Regions from separate parts of the Homo sapiens genome. Here region 1 is linked to region 2. A link is an interaction called in ENCODE POLR2A ChIA-PET data of the cell type or tissue named here. Cell type or tissue: CD4-positive, alpha-beta T cell. All regions are shown on one strand. Each heading gives the region's core, and the rest is flanking DNA. Links, peaks and the distances in the headings are about the cores only.

The links. Peaks named below come from ENCODE experiments on the same cell type or tissue, not always from the same donor. Only the 100,000 strongest peaks of a DNase experiment are listed, where the experiment ranks them.
Region 1: POLR2A ChIA-PET joins it to region 2 with 14 read pairs; 16 of 35 experiments call an interaction of 5 or more read pairs at or near these places.

Annotation. Positions count from the first base shown.
Region 1 is chr1:181,100,514-181,108,843 of GRCh38, reverse strand. No RefSeq gene overlaps it. Among named protein-coding and RNA genes, the nearest start is that of IER5, 16 kb to the right of the region's middle. RefSeq lists silencers at 3,025-3,074, 3,335-3,824, 3,845-3,904 and an enhancer at 2,597-3,491. In CD4-positive, alpha-beta T cell, for the core only: CTCF peaks have their summits at 3,652 and 3,855; DNase peaks (open chromatin) are centred at 3,403 and 4,033; H3K4me3 peaks cover 1,555 bases; H3K27ac peaks cover 688 bases.
Region 2 is chr1:181,155,045-181,163,374 of GRCh38, reverse strand. No RefSeq gene overlaps it. Among named protein-coding and RNA genes, the nearest start is that of LINC01732, 15 kb to the left of the region's middle. RefSeq lists a silencer at 2,728-3,022 and an enhancer at 3,611-3,730. In CD4-positive, alpha-beta T cell, for the core only: no CTCF peak of the experiment used is centred there; DNase peaks (open chromatin) are centred at 1,784, 3,344 and 3,634; H3K27ac peaks cover 1,111 bases.

The DNA of each region.
Region 1 (8,330 bases), core at 81-8,080, 54 kb after region 2:
ATGCCTGCCCCATCCTGGCACATCCTGACAGGAGGGACTCTATCCTCACTCAGCGTTCACCCTTAGAGACACAACCCCACACGCTCTGCCTTTCTCTCTGGATTAACACGGTTTCTCTCTTCTGCCCCCATCCTGCAGATCAAAGTCCCTGGAAATCTTTGAAACCAGCATCTCAGGAAGAAACAAATCACAGGGCACTGGTGTTAAGAGAATGCTGACTGTCTGGTTTTGATGGGGTGGTAATGTGGGGCAGGACCACTCATTCTGGCCTGGAACCCCCTTCCTGCCTCACTGTATTCCAAGTGTTAGCGGCCTCTGCAAAGATCTTAAACCCTATTGTTCATACCTCTGAATCTCCTACAGCGTCTAGCAGAGCTGCAGTACAAAGTACACACTCAATAAATATTTGATGAATGGAATCCCTAGTAAAGCTCAAGCTATTCATCACATGCTGCCTAGGATCATTAGTATATTTCAAAATTGCAGAATCTTGAAGTCAGACGGGACCATGTGGGCCATCAGTTCACCCCTACCCAGCACAGAAACACAACGCTGCAGAATTTCTGACAGGCTAACTTCCAGCCCAGGCTCCTCGACCATCTCCATAACTAGGAATGCCTAAGGAAGCCCAGCTCCCCCTCATAGTTGAGACCTCTGTTTATGAGAAAATCCTGTCTTCTATTTACGGGGAATCTGCCCTACCTCTGCATCCCACACCTGCTCCACACAATGACCAGAGAACTGTTTGCAGGGCTTGTGTTTTCTGGGAGAGTATAAGCTCCCTGAGGTGCCCCAAACTCAGTGCCCTAAGTGCCCAGGCAAACTGGCTTGCAGGTCCGTTTGCTGATTGAAAGGGATAGCAAATTCCCTCTAGACCACTATCTTCCCCTCCCCGGGGAAATGAGCCAGTAGGAAAGGAAGCCAAGCCCCACAGCTCTGCTCATACTTGTCCCAACTCCAACAGCCAGGTGTCCACCCTTTCATATCTTCCCATCACCAAGACAGCAACTTAAAACAGAAAACAAAAGAAAGCCTTCTAAAGTTGTTGGCCCCCTTCCTGACCCCCACCCCATCCCACACCATGGAAGTGTTGATAACACTCTCTCCCCAGAGCACACACTTGCAGAGCACAAGGATGAGCTTCCCCAGGATGAGAAAAACAAAACCCCACTCCCTCTGGCCTCTGCTCAGTGTTCAGGACACAGTTAACTAATCCAGAAGGTTGGATGACCTTGTCTGAAACCTAGTGTAGGTTTCAGACAAAGTCTTCCAAAGCATAGCTAATTTTTTTGTCCTTCTAGGGCTTTCAAGGAACAAGACACTGACAATGAACCAAAGCCTGGCTGGCAGTTTTCTAGGTATTCGGGTATTAAGTGAATGGAGATGCAAAGATACACTATGCAAAAGAATAGTCATACCACAAACTTCTCTTCGTTCATAACTAAGCATCTTTGGTACTGGATCACATGCCTAGAAAGGACAAAAGCACTTCCTTGCCTGTGTTCTTGGGGCTTGCATTTGGCCCTAAGCCTAGGCTACAAAAAAGGTGGGGAAATATTGGAGAGCAGTATTCATGAGTATTTAGTTTTAAAGAGCTCCCATTTCCACTACTTCATCTCAACCCTTATCGCAACCCTACTTGGTTCCTTTTACCCACTAACTTTAAAACTCAGCCTTTCCCTTTAAAACTCAGGGAAAAAAGCCCTATGCAAATGTAAAGTATTACAGAACATAAGAGCAGATTCACAGGTAGAAGGTCCTCAGGAAATGGTAGATACATTTTCCTTACCTGAGGCATAATTCTACCCTGGAGTTTTTCTTTTTTTTTTTCCCCCTGGAGAAAAGGGAAGATAAAAGCTGACTTTGTTGGACAGAAAAGAAACAGAAGATGGATACATTAAAAATGTAAGTGCTTACAATTTGCAGCATACATGAAACTCTGCCCACTTCACTTAAATATGTCCACCAAAACCTCAGCCCCCTCCAGCCTCTGGCAAGGGAGTCCTAGCTGGGGTTCTGGGAGATGGCAGCAGAACCTTGGTGAGATGGCCTTGGGCTTGACTTTGCAGAGCTAAAAAGGAAAGACGTTCAAACAATGAAAAGTCCTCCCACCGGATTCCACCTTCTGTTGGCCACTTCCTTCCTTCCCTCCTTTTTCCTTCCCTTCCTGCGGGAGCTACTCTGCCCCACCTTCCTTCCTGGAGAGGAGGACCTACCCTTTCCTCTCTAGGGCTGGTGCCAAAGGGATGAACAATGTGATTGCTGGGGGGGCGGGTAGGGGTGCAGGGAGTCAAGAAGTGGGAAGAAGCAGCCGGTGTTCGAAACAAACCAGAGTAACCAAGCAGAGATGGAGGGAGAGAGATGTTTAGTCCTCAAGGTGCATTTCAGGAGTCTTTGACCAGTTCCCAGAAATTTCCTTCATTTAAGCTTCCAAGCAAAGAGACTGCTAATGGCAGCAACGGCAGTAGAATCCCCAAAGCCTCATCAAGGTGCCCAAATAATGTGACCTCAAGGTGACAGAAAAAAGGATGGCGTCAGTGAGGTAAAAGGGGCACTCAATCTAGGTAGCCATTTGCAATCTCCCTTCTGCTGTCCCACAGCCCAGAGAGAAAAGAAAAAGTGGAAAGGAAACCGTGAAAAGAGGCAGAGACATCAAGAGAGTTTCTGGAAGAGTCTTGAAAAGGGCAAGGACAGAAAGAAGATGCCAATAGGAAGGGGAGAGGACAATACAAAAGGTAATGTGGAGCTGAAAATAGGAGAGGGGAGAGTCGCCCTTCCATCAAATGTAATGATAAAGCTACCAAAGGAGACCAGAGAGTGGCGGAGGGGGAAGGTCAAATGGAGGCGTTCGTGAAGGCAGAGCTTTGGAGAGAGGGCCAAACGTGAGATGGCGAGCACACAAAAAAGGCGCTCCAGGAGGCAGTTGAGGGGGCTGGAACGAAGTGAGAGAGAAGAAGGAAGAAATCAAAGGGTTCATCGAGGGAAGGGGGCGCCTAGGAAACACGCCCGGGAGGGCCCCGCTTTGTCTGGCGTGGGCGGCGGCGGGGGCAGCACGTGCAGCCGGGAGCGCGCTGAGCCGCCAGGCTCCGAGCCGAAGAGCGCCGAGAGGAGACACGACGCGCGGGGGCGGCCCCAGCCCCTCAGACCAGCGAGACCTCTCGCCGGCGGGCCCAGCGCTGCAGAAGGGGCGCATTGTTATGTCCCAGGTCGCAGCAGATTGCCGCTGTCCTGCAATACTCTCGCATCCTGGCACCGCGCCACTGGCACGGCCCGGGGGCTGGAAATAACTGCGCCGTTCCCATGACGACGAGGAAGCTCCCCCCGCCCCCGCCCCGCCCCGCCCCGCCCGCTGAGCTCCGCCCACCGGTACCCGCCGCGGCCGCCTCCCCACAACGGAGCTCCCCCGGTCACCCTGGCAACGGCGGCCGCGGCGCGCGGGAGGTGACTCTAAAAGCGGCGGGCCCCGCCCCCGCCCTCCAGCCCGCAGCGCCGCGCCGCGCGCCCAGCCCCCGCCTGGGCCTGCTCTCGGGCGGGACCTCACTGGGGCAGCCGCGGGCGCCGGCGCAGGAAGCCTCCCTTCCCCCTCGGCCCGCCGGGCCCGGAAAGGCGGGAGCTGGGAGGAAGCTTCGCGGCGGCCGAGGCTGCGGGAGAGGACGAGCGCGCCCCATTTTCTCCGCGGAGCCGCCCCCAGCCCTCCTGACCTCCGCGCCCCTTTAAATCCTCCGCGGGTCTCCCCGCCCTTCCTGCTGGGATGGGAGGAGACCTTAGCGGACGGTGCTCTGCCTGTGCGGCCAGATGAAAGGGGGACTGGGAAAATGAAGCCAGCTCTTGCCGGTGGGCTGGGGGCGGCAGGAATCCGGAGCTCTGGCCGCTGGCGGCACTGGGCTTGAGGGAAGCGGCGGCACGGGAGGCGTCCTCGGGAGCCGGGGTCTCACGGTCCAGGGAACGCCCCCGCCGCCGGCTTGCTAGCGAGGCATCCCGTGAACAAAGAGGCCTGCTTCACCCTACTGGGGCGATCGCCCCCCGGAGGGAAGGGTTTCCACCTTGCACGGCACTCGCGCGTTTTGTCTGTTGGTTGTGGTGAGGAGGGTGTATTGCAGATCCAAAAGGAGCCTCTCGGCCTCCCAGGGTGTCTGGGTCAGAATTGAGACGTTCTGGGCGAGGAGGTGTTGGGAGGGGAGTAGGAGGTCGGAAGGAGAGAGGCCGACCCAGTTAGCTCTGTTCACACCGTCCCTCTCTAGGAGCGGAGCCTACACCTGACTTGTTTGGAATGTGAGCTTTTGCAGGGGACAGAGGCCCTGGCACGTAGAAAGTTCTAAACTGTCTGGTGAATTGCTGCAATTAAAACCAGAGCGGCTCCTTCAGTTGTCCTGGGTGGGCAGGGCATCCCAAAGAAACACAGAAAGTATGCAGGGTCCTTTGAAAATAGTGCCCATATCAAACAAAATATTAATACTTCGCATTTGTAAAGTCCTTTCCTCTAAGAATGTTGTCTCGTTCCATATATATTTTCCACTCCATAAAATTCTAGAGCACAAAGAAAGGATTCATATGGGAGCGAATAGAACAAGTAAAGACGGTCAGCTGTGGTCACAGTGGAGGAACTGAAGAGTTTAGACTTCACCAGCTCTTAGAGCCCTGTTTTCTTTGAAGTGGTTACAACCGAGTACTTTGGTGTGGCCTAAAGAGTTTGAAGGTATACAGTTAAAGGACCTGGAAATAAGATTGGGCTGGCCATTGGGGCCTTGCTTTTCTCATCTGTGAGATGATAGTTGTGAAAATGAGATTAGACTGTATGAAATATTCTTCGTAAGCCATAGGATATGTTATACAAATGCTTTAGTTATTGAAACATCTATAAATTGGTATACAAGTCATGATTACTGTAGTTGCAATACGGAGTTGGTGGGGTGCTTCAGATTTGCAAGCTGTAGGAGGTGGGAACAGGACTGAAGGGCTATGTGCTGATGAATCTCCTTCAGCATTGCTGTGGAATGGATATGCTTCCCCAAAATTCATATGTGTTGAAGCTCTAACCCCTAATGTGACTATATCTGGAAATAGGGTCTTTAGGAGCTCGCTCTCTCCTCTGCCATGTGAGGGTACAGCAAGAAGGCGGCCATCTGCAAGCCAGAAACAAAGCCCTCAACAGAACCTGACCATGCTGGCACCCTGATCTCAGATTTCCAGGCTCCGGAACTATGAGAAATACATTTTTTTGCTTAAACCACTCTGTGATATTTTGTTATGGCAGCCAGAGCAGACTAAGACAAATATGTCTTCGCTTGGAGCTAAGCGCCCCTCCTACCACCTCCACCACCTGGCGTTTTGTTCAGCACTTCCACAGTTGTCTCATTTTTAATTTGTAACCGTGTAAGTTGGAATTGGCAAGATTTATTTTAAAATGAAGAAGCTAAGAAACAAAAAGATTAAAAGGCCTGCTGAAAGTCACACAGATTGTGAATGACTGAACTAGAACTAGAGTCTCCCCAGACAACATCTAGTCCCTAGCATCTGCCAGGTTCTGGGCTAGATTCGAGGGATAAGGAGATGAATATGATTTAGAGGTGGAGAGGGTACAGTCTGGTCAAGCAAAGAAACGTGAACAAATCATTACATCAAGTAGAAAAGTCTGCAAGGATTCATTGGCCCAGCAGGTAAATGGGAAGGGTGGCCCAGGCAGGGGAAGACTGGGAAAACATGGCTTTGGGGGAGCCACAAGTGCTGCTGAGGATAGGGTACAGTACAGAGAAGGAAGGGGCAGAGATGTCCCAGATGCCATTGGAGATTCAGCTTTGCTTTCACTTTCCCAAGGACTCATGGCCTCCCTAGGGCCCTGGCCAAAGGGGAGACCTGAACTTAGAGATCAAGGCTAAGAGTCCTTAAGGACCTAATGTGCCTAAGGAAAAGCAATAGTAAACTCTTCCATTAGTTTTATGTTGACCCTTCTATAGAAAATTATCTTTGTTTTTGGACCTAGCTAGGGTCTCCTAAGGGGTTAGTTTATTAAAGCCCTAACCATTTGTAAGTAAGTGATAATGTGCTTTAATTAGAAGATATGAATTGCACACCTATGACTTTTTCTAGCAAGGTCCTACCCCTAATCAATGTTTTCGCAGAATCTCTGTCTCCAGAGGCACAGAGTCATACTTAAATGAATACATGATCATCCCTCACCATAGAAATGCAGATAAGGACCTTAACTAATGAAGGGGCTAATATCTGTCTCCTTTTGGGAACATTTGTACAAGCTCTTACCAGTTATAGTCAGATAGGAGGATTTATTTGTCTACTGTTTTCTTTATGGGTACAATATGCGTATTTGTGTATATCATATATCCTTACTCTGACTTTTATTATTTATTAAATCACAGCACTCAGATGCTCTCTTGGGGAGGGACTGTAGGTTAGGGACAAAATAGGCCCAGTAGGGCCCTTGCACTTAGAGCCCCTCTCCCAGAAACCAGGTTCCAGAAGCTTGCCCACCTCCCAGGGGTACTCATTCTGAGTACCAGGCCAACAGCCAATTTAAGGGCTGGTTCTGGGATTTCAGCATCTCTCTGCCTGGTACCAAATGAAGACTATCATCTCTGCCTCACTGGAGACCTCATTAGGACTTGAACTCTGGTCTTTGTTCCTTCCCAGTAGGTTCTATACAGTGGAGAAGGTGTGGGGAGGAGGGGGGTCAGGTAAGCCCACAACTCCCAGAACAGCAGGAGTCCAACAGCCTCTGAGAACCAGGAAGTGAGTAAACAAGCAATTACCAGAAAGACAGGGAAGAGCCCGGTAACCCGAGAAGTGGTTCAAATTATTTGATTCCACTCCCTGCCTTCCCTCAAGCCCTCCTCCCCACACCTCCCACCCAGCTTCTCAAGGCTAATTTCACCCCCCTCTGCCTACTCTCCAAGCGAAATTCCACCCCAGTGGAAGCCGGGTCCCAGGGATGAGAGGTGGACGTTACATTCTGGCTAGGGTCTTCAGGGCTTGGCCATTGTCAGTATCGCTGCCGTTTGTCTGTATGGCAAGAAGGGGATAGAATCAGATGGTGCTGCCTGCTATCCTTCCTACTCAGTACCCCTCCAGCCTTCCAATCCCTTTGGGGAAGAGGGGAGTTTAGGAAGAAAGAGGTGACTCAGACCTTGCTTCTCAGAAACTAGAGCGGGAACCCAGCTGGGCTGCAGGAAGTGTGGGGTCGGAGTGAAAAGAAACCTCACATTCCTTTCTCTCTTTTGGCTGGGGAGCTCCCTCTTGCCTACTGCTTCTAGGCTAGTCCCCATTTTTTCACTGTCTCTGGTTCTGCTGATACCAGAGCAGATCCTGGCAGAAAAGGTTTTGACATAGAAAAGATTAAGGTCTAGCACTTATCTTCAAAGAGTTTACAACTTGGTGAGAATAAGAGAGGTAAGACATTTCAGGAAATTTTAAAATATGTACACAAATAACAAGGCAATGTACGATAGATGCCTCAGGAGAAGTGCCACTGTTGCTATTGGCCCCAATCATTTCTCACCTGCATTATTGAACAGCCCTCTAACTGGACCATGCTCCCCTGCCCCACTTAAAAGCCTTCCTTGGCTCCCTCACATCTTTTAAGGTGAAACCAAACCCCCTTCCATGGCATGCCCAGTGTTTTGCAATCTGACCCCTCTTAATCCTCAGGGCCATTCTTCACACCCGTGCTCCAAACAGAAGGAAGGAAGCATTTGTGATGTTCAGCTCCTACCAGCTCTCAAGGCCTCAGGGCCTTTGCACATGCAGCTCTATCTGCCTGGAATGATTTCCCCCTTATTCCCTACTTGGCTAAGTCCAATTTGCCATTTGCGACTCAGCGCAGAAATAACCTCCTCTTCGCAGGAACCCTTCCCTCACACTCTGTCTGGGTTAAGTATTCCTCATCAGTATTCCTATATCACAGTAGTATTAACCCTGGATTGTAATGATCCATTTTTCATCCCTCTTCCCTCTAGATATCAACTTCCTTACTCATCTTTGTACCCAGTGCCTGACACAAAGTAGACAATAAATGATGGCTAAATGAAAGGCTGACTGGCAGGCAGAGGAGTTCATAGAGAATATGGGAAGTTATTAGAGGCTTTTGAGTCAGAGACTGATAACATCACCAAAACTGTACTGTCAGATGAGTAATCCATTAGTTATAAGGTAGGGCTGGGGTGGGGGTGAGGGGGGCTTTGACGCGAAATGGAGAACAGACTAAGAAGTGTTTGAAGAACGAAGATGGTATCAGTGGGAACTAGAAAGCAGGAATAGAAGTGAACTACATTGTGAAGATAATGCTGTGAGCTTAACGAGTGTTTAGATGTGTTGGTAAG
Region 2 (8,330 bases), core at 153-8,152:
TGGTATTAGGAGGTAAAGCCTTTGGGAGGTAATTAGGCTTAAATGAAGTCATGAATGTTGGTCTTTCATAATGGGGTTAGTACCCTTATAAGAAGAGGAAGAGACTGTAGAGTTTCCTCTCTCTCTCTCTGTCATTTGAGGATACAGCAAGAAGGTGGCTGTCTGCAAGCCAGGAAGAGAGCCCTTACCAGACCTGAACATGTTGGTATCCTGATCTCAGACTTCCATCCTGAAAATTGTGAGAAACAAGTAAATGTCTGTTGCTTTAGCTGCCCAGTTTAGTATTCTCTTATAGCAATCTGAGCTAAGATGCATGCACAAAAATCTGGGTCTATATGAAGATAAGGAGCCAGTGAAGGTACAGATGGAATTTTATTGACACTTGAGAACAATAATAGGGGGCCTGAGCCAGGTACACACAGCTGTTTGACAGGGAGGAGGTGGACAGCATTCTAATTCAGAGGTATTTCATGCTAATGATTACTTTTCTCCTGCTTACCTTTCTCTAAGTCTAGCCCAAGCTTTCCTCATTTGAAATACAGTTGACCCTTAAACAACATGGGGTTGAACTGCTTGGGCCTACTTATATGCAGATTTTCTTCTGCCTCTGCCACTCCAAGACAAGACCAACCCCTTCTCTCCCACCTCCTCAGCCTACTTAATGTAAAGGCTATGAGGGTAAAGACTTTTATGATGATCTACGTCTACCTAATGAATAGTAAATGTATTCTCTCACTTACAACTTTCATAATAACATTTTCCTTTCTCTAGCTTACTTTATTGTATGAATATAGTTATAATACACATACAAATTATGGCCAGGTGTGGTGGCTCATGCCCATAATCCCAGCACTTTGGGAGACCAAGGCAAGTAGATTGTTTGAGCTCCAGAGTTCAAGACCAGCCTCGGCAACATAGTGAAACCCCATGTCCACAAAAAAATTAGCCAGGCATGGTGGCTCACACCTGTGATCCCAGCTACTCAGGAGACTGAGACAGGAGGATCACTTGAGCCCAGGAAGTTGAGGTTTCAGTGAACTGAGATCATGCCACTGTACTCCAGCCTGGGCAACAGAGCAAGATCCCATCTCTAAATAAATAAATAAAACAAATTATGTGTTAATTGACTGTGTTACTAGGGCCTCTGAACAGCCAGGCAAATACTTTAGCAAACCTCAGAGGTGCTGGTCTGATAGGTCCCGGAACTGGCTCCCCCTTCCTTGGAGGAAAATGTACCCCTTCTCTGAAATCAAAAAAGAGCACAGGGTGCTTTTCAGCATAACTAACAACCCCCAGGACTGGAAGAGGGGAGTCTTCTTGCTTCCTAACACTGACAGAATTAAGAGTAATGAGGAGACACTTCATTTCTCACTTGCACAGCCTCATGTGGAAATGAACTGAACAAAGTAAGTTTGCTGTTAAATCTTATTCTCTTGGATCTAGAATGCATTTCTCCTTATCCCCTCTCCTTCTCCCCCTGTCCCTTGCCCCCACTTCTCCACCCCCAGTGTCCTCTAAATCCTGGGCACACCTTCCCCACTCCCAGCCTGCAACCCCAGGCATCTGGCTGGTGATGCACCACACAGCCTCGTCCTTCCCAGCCCAGCTCGTCTGGTGTCCCAGCTGCTCATTTTCTCAGCCACTACCCAGGCTAGCACCCGAGTTTGCAGCAGACCTTGTGTAGACCATCCTGCCCGGGTGACAGCTCTCCCCAGGCCTCCTCACAGAAGATGCAGCTGTCTTCCTGAGTGGCCACGTGTGGACTGCATCATCTTCCGGTGCTCATGACTCCCAGTTGCTTATTACATAAAACCCAGCCTCCTTAGCAGAAGCTTGCGTCTTCTTTCAGCCTCACCTCACCCCTTCCTTCCCCCATCACTGTTTTTCCTGGGCTGTGCTCTCCACCCCACACATGATGCAAGGCCACCAGCGCCCTCCCTCCTCTGATAGCTGGCTTCAAACTCTGACCCCAACCCGCTCCCTGCCTCTCCTTTGCGACCCCCTCATGGCTCCTCTGATATCCCCTCCAGCGCCCCCTACACCCAACATCTAGGTCCTCGGAGCTCTCCAGAAGCATGGACCATCTGCCTCACTCTTCTCCATGCCCCTTAATTCCATTGTCAGTCCCTAATAGGAAACAGAAACTGAAAGAACCATGACTGTGCCCAGCTTGCCACAGGCCTCAGCCCACTGTGCCCAGTACCTCCCCGGTACCCAGGAGAGAAAGCTAGCAGATTCTGGCTAGCAGAAACTGCTTGTCCAATGCGGCCCAGAGCCCAGGCCCTGCTTCCCAATGACAGTCTGCTGCTCAAATATCCACCTGGAAATACTCGTGACAGTGAGCCACAAAGATCTGGGGACCCCTACAACCTTCTAGGGAAGTTCTTTCCTTCATTGCCAGACCACTTGCTAAATGCCAGGCCCTGCACAGAGCACAGAGGCGCAAAGCTAGAAAGACAGAGCCGGCCTTCACGGGACCCCCAAGGCAGCAGGGTGGACCAGCAGGTATACAGCTGTGACTGCATGGTGGGAGGAAAGTGGCCTTTGGGAAATTGGCTTTCAGGAGGCCAGAGGCCTGCTCCCCAGTGGGAGGTTGTGGGGGTCTGTCCCACAGACCCTGACCCAACGATGGATGAATAACGTACAGTGACACAGATATTCTGCTTGTCAGTCCAGTTAAGGGTCTGGGCCCCTCACAAACACCAAGGAAGGTGCTGTAAAGAGTAGCAGCCGTGGCCTCAACTAGCTGGTCCTGCCAGCATTTATCCAGCACACATTAAATGACAAAGGCTTTGAGTCAACACACCTATGGGTAATTAATCTGGTTGCCCTCCCCCAAAGACAGCCATCCTGCCCACGAATGGTCAAAGGTTAGTCTTAGGACCACATGTGTAAACATGCTATTTAGATAAACTCCCTTATATGCCTTTGTATCTGCGCCCTAAGCTCTTAGGCTCCTGAAAAGAGAATCTGGCTGCCTTCAGCCAAACTATCTGAAGCTATGCAGAACTCCCCAGCCTTCCAAGAAGATTTGTGTCTATATCCTATAACTCCATCTAAAATTTTTTCCACCAGCCTGACTGAACTCCCACATGAGGTGCCACAGAAAATGAGAACTGGGACGAGAGGAAAACAAGCCTGTTGCTCCCAACCCCTTTACACAGGGAGGCCCACTTATTCTCATAGTTCGGAGCCAAGCATCTCAGGGCACCCACTGGAAAAGGAAACTAGAAAGAGCTTCCACCTCGAGGGCTTACAGCCAAATTGACACGGAAGTCCTCAAAGGACCACACCTTCCCTCCAAGGAGCAAGGTCTCTGAGCCAAAGACCAGCCCCACCCATTCCTGCCTGACAGTCTTCGGAAGTCACCCAACCTCCTCAGCCTCCACTGATCTACAGCAGGAGGCTGCGGGACTGCATCTCAGGGTCTTAAGTGAGAGCAAAGTACGCATTTGGTAAACAGCAGCTAATGGCCCCTGTGGATGTGTGGTTGTGCGGGTGTTGTGGTTGCTGCTGTTGTGGCTTGTGTGGTTGCTGCAGTTCTGGTAGTTACTGCACTTGTGGTGTGTGGTCAAATGGCTGTGGTTGTTGCAGCTATGGTTGTTGTGTGGTTTGTGGCAGTTGTGGTTGTGAGTTTGCGTGGTTGTTGCAGGTATTCTGGTTCCTTCATCACAGATGGAGGAGGAGGCCAGCCACTGGGGAGGGGTGGCCTCTGAACACCTGGCACCAACTCATCACACAGCAGCGCCAGGCTGTGCCCAGACAAGCAAAGAAAGGGGAGGGCAGAGAAAGGAAATTCTCTTCAGATGAGTGTATGTCAGAAAGGAAGCCCCACAGCCCTCTCTGTGGCCATGGGTGACTCCCTCGCACTGCTGTGTAGGCCTCTTATCTGGAGCTGAAGCGAAGTCCAAGTGCTTGAAAACCTGAAGGTGCTCCTGCTTGCAGCACCTCTGTTCCCAGGAACATGCTCCTGTGCAGGAACCCATTATGGGCACCACCAAAAATAGACCCTGCCCCATCCCATCCCACTGTCCTGAGATGCCCAAGCAAGCCCAGCAGGTAAACTGATAGCCCCAGGGTGTGGGGACAATGGCCTTGGATCACACCAAAGGCCCAAGTGCAGGGTCCAGCCTGCTGACCACCTCCTTGACCCTGGACCCCAGAATCAGAATAAGACAAGGTGGGCTGGCACAGCCCTCCAGTAGGCAGGACCTGGGCATCTCCTGGCTCACCTTCACCCACCATTCATGCAAGAGCCCTATGAGTGGATCAGAGCCATGGTGAGGCCACACAGTGTAGCCAGCACAGCAGGCGGAGACCTTCTGCCCCTGGTACCCAGGCTGGAATTTTACAACTGCCTTAGGGAACTCAGGTCCTAAGCAACATATCCCCCTCCCCTGCACCCTGCTCCTAATCATACGTTTATTGAATTTTTAAAAAATATATAGATAATATTTCATGTGACCCAGTAGTCATATGCACAGAAGGAAATACAGTGAAATATCCCCTTCCCATAGTTTCTCTTAATCACCCAGAGATAGTTTATGAAAATACAAACAAATATGCCCAGGTATACATACAAAAGAACATGATGTAGTAATGAGAGTAAAAATTCTGAAGCCAGACTGCCTGAGTTCAAGACGTAGCACTGTCCCTCACCAGTTAGTATGTGACCTTGGACAGCTTCTCTGTGCCCCAGTTACCCTCATCCACAGAACAGGACATAATTGTGGTACCTACCTCACAAGGGAGGTTCAACACTATATATCAGCTCTCACTGTCACATATGTTCTTTCCCATTCTACAGAAATGATAGCACACTTTTGCACACACTGTTCTGCACCTTATTTTTTCACTGTGAAGTGTATCTGGGAGGTTATTCCCATATCAGTACATAAAGAACTTCCTTCGAGGGCCGGGCAAGGTGGCTCACGCCTGTAATCCCAATGCTTTGGGAGGCCGAGGTGGGTGGATCATGAGGTCAGGAGTTCGAGACCAGCCTGGCCAACATGGTGAAACCCCATCTCTACTAAAAAAATACAAAAATTAGCTACTCGGGAGGCTGAGGCAGGAGAATAGCTTGAATACAGGAGGTGGAGGTTGCAGTGAGCTAAGATCATGCCATTGCACTCCAGCCTGGGACAGAGTGAGACTCCATCTCAAAACAAAACAAAACAAAACTTCCTTTTTTTTTTTTTACTTGCATTAAAGATGAACTAATCTTAATTTTTTTAGAGCTGCATAGTATTACATTGCCTCAACATACAAGAACTGATTTAGTTGCTGCTTTTCTGATAGACATTTAAAAGGTTTCCAGTCTTTTACTCTTTCAAACAATGTTGCAGTGAATAACTTGGTACATACTTCATTTTGTCCAAAAGTGACTAGGATAAATTGCTAGGAGTAGAAAGCTAAACAACAGGTGTGTACATTTGTCATTTTTGTCACCTATATAGGCTGTATAGATTTAGTGTCCCGTCGGCAACGTATAAGAGTTTCTGTTCTTCATACCTTCACCAACAGTATATAAACAAATTTTTAATCTTTTGTCAATTTGTTAAGTAAAAAATGATAAATGCTATCTCTGTTGTTTTATTTTACTATTTCTCTTACTATGAGTAATGTGAAGCAGCTTTGTATATGTTCATAAAACACTTGTGTTCCTTTTTCTACGAACTCTCTGTTCATACCTTTTGCAAATGTTCTTACTGTATAGTATGTCATTTTTCTTGTTGATGAAGAGAAGGTCATTATGCATTAGGAATATTAGCATAATTTTTCTGGTTTGACATTACTCTTCTGAACTGACTTTTGTTCTTTTTCCCATGCATAATTTTAATGCAATAGAAGTTATTGTTTTTTTCTCTATGGCTTCTGTTTTTAGTGTCATACTTTGGAAGTTCTTCCCTGTTCCAACATGGTCATTAGATCCTTTTTTACTCTCCCAAACTTGTTTCTATCATTTTGAAACATTTAAATCACTGACTTCTCCTGGTATGTATCCTAATATAAGAAGTGAGATCTGAATCCAACTTAATTTTTTTCCAGATGGCTACCCAGTTGTCTCAACACCATTTATTGAATAATTCATTTCTTTTCCTGAATGATTTGAAATGCCATCATTATCAGAAGCTAAACTCCCAATAAGTTTTGGTTTATTTCTGGACGTCTTATCTCATTCCAACTCCAAGATGTCCTACACTATTTTATTTATTGTAGGTTTATAATATGCATTACAGTATATCTTGTAGGGCTCATTTCCCATTGATTTTCATTGCTTCTTTTTTCATATGAACTGTTAGGTTTCTTGGGATTTCTTTTAATTTATAGGTTAACTAAGGCAAAACTGATATTGACTATGATGTTGAGTCAGTTTTTGGCAAATTATATTTTCCCAGAAAAGTATCCAATATGTCAGGCTTTACAAAGTTGAAACTGACCACCCTCAGTTTCAATAATTTGCCAGGACTCACATAACTCACTAAAAGCTGTTACATTGTGGTTAATGGTTTATTATAGACAAAGGATACAGATTAAAATCAGGCAAGAGAAGAGGCACTTAGGGCAGACTCCAGGAAAGTTCCAAGCACAATGCTTCCAGTTGCCCTCGCCCTGCGAAGCCATGGAAAATGCTGCTTTCCCCGGCAGCAATGTGTGACAATACACACAGAGTATTGCCAAACAGAGAAGCTCACCTGAGCCTTTGTGTCCGGAGTTTTTACTGGGGCTCAAGAACACAGACATAATTGACTGTCCATGGGGCTGACCTTTCCTCTCTGGACCCACAGGAGGTAGAACAGATACCATGTGCCCCCAGCTCCCATCATAAATCACATGGGATTTGACTATCCAGGGTGGCCTAAGGCTCCCAGGTAGACAAAGATACTCTTATCAGGCAGGACATTCCAAGGGTCCAGAGCTTACCTTCCAGGAGCCAGGACAAAAGCCAAACCTCTCTTTGGGTAAGGTTAATTCTTAACTACATAAGTTTTTAAATTTTCTTACATGTAGTTCAGCAAAATAGTCCCTAAGGATTCTTTTAATTTCCTTTATCTGTAGTTATTGTCCCGTTGGTATTTCTTTTTTTCTTTTATTTTTTAAGAGCAGGGTCTTGCTCTGTCAACTAGGCAATAGCATGATCATAACTCACTGCAGCCTTGAACTCCTGGGCTCAAGTGATCCTTCTTCCTCTGCCTCCCAAGTAGCTGGAGCCACAGTCACACACCACCACACCTGGCTATTTTTTTTTTTAATTTTTTTAGAGACAGCATCTCGCTGTGTTGCTCAGACTGACCTTGAACTCCTGAGCTCAAGTGATTCTCCCACCTCAGCCTCTCGAGTACCCCTTAGCATTTCTTATTTGTGCTTCCTCTTTTCTTTTCTCTCAAGAGGATTAGCTGACAATTTAGAAATCTTACTGTTTTTTCAAAGAATTTTATTTTGAATATATTTATTATGTATCAGTTTATCAATTATAAAATATTTTTGTTTTTTAATTAATTGATTTCTGTTTTAACATTTATTAATTCCTTTCTGCTTTCTTGACATTTATTGCCTTTTTTCTAACTACTTCCATTGGATGCTTATTTCATTTTCTCATTCCTGTTTAATTTTTTATTAATTCATTATAAGACTATGCATATTAATCAGAGTTATCCAGAGAAACATAACTAATCGGATATCTATGTAGATATGTATTAAATTGTTATGAGGAATTGGCTCACACAATTATGGAGGATGAGAATTTGTAAGATCTGCAGTCAGCAACCTGGAGACCCAGGAGAACTGATGATGTCATTCCAGTCCAAGTCTGAGGGCCTGAGAACCACGATTGCTTATGATTTAAGTTCCAGTCCAAGTCTGAGTCTGAAGACAGGAGAAGATTGATGTTCCAGCTCAAAGATAGGTAGAGAGAGAGAGAGAAGATTCTCTTATTCTGCCTTTTTGATCCATTCAGGCCTTCAATGAATTGGAAGAGGCTCACCCACATCAGGAAGGGCAGTCTGCTTTACAATCTACCAATTCAAACACTAATCTCACATAGAAACACCCTCAGCCAGCATGGGGGCCCACACCTGTCATCCCAGCACTTTGAGAGGCTGAGGCAGGTGGATCACTTGAGCCCAAGAGTTCAAGACCAGCCTGGCCAATGTGGCAAAAACCTCATCTCTACTAAAAATAGAAAAATTAGCTGGATGTGGTGGTGCACACCTGTAATCCCAGCTACTCGGGAGGCTGAGGCATAAGAGTTGCTCAAACCTGGGAGGCAGAGGTTGCAGTGAGCCAAGATCATGCCACTGCACTCCAGCCTGGCTGACAGAGCAAGACTC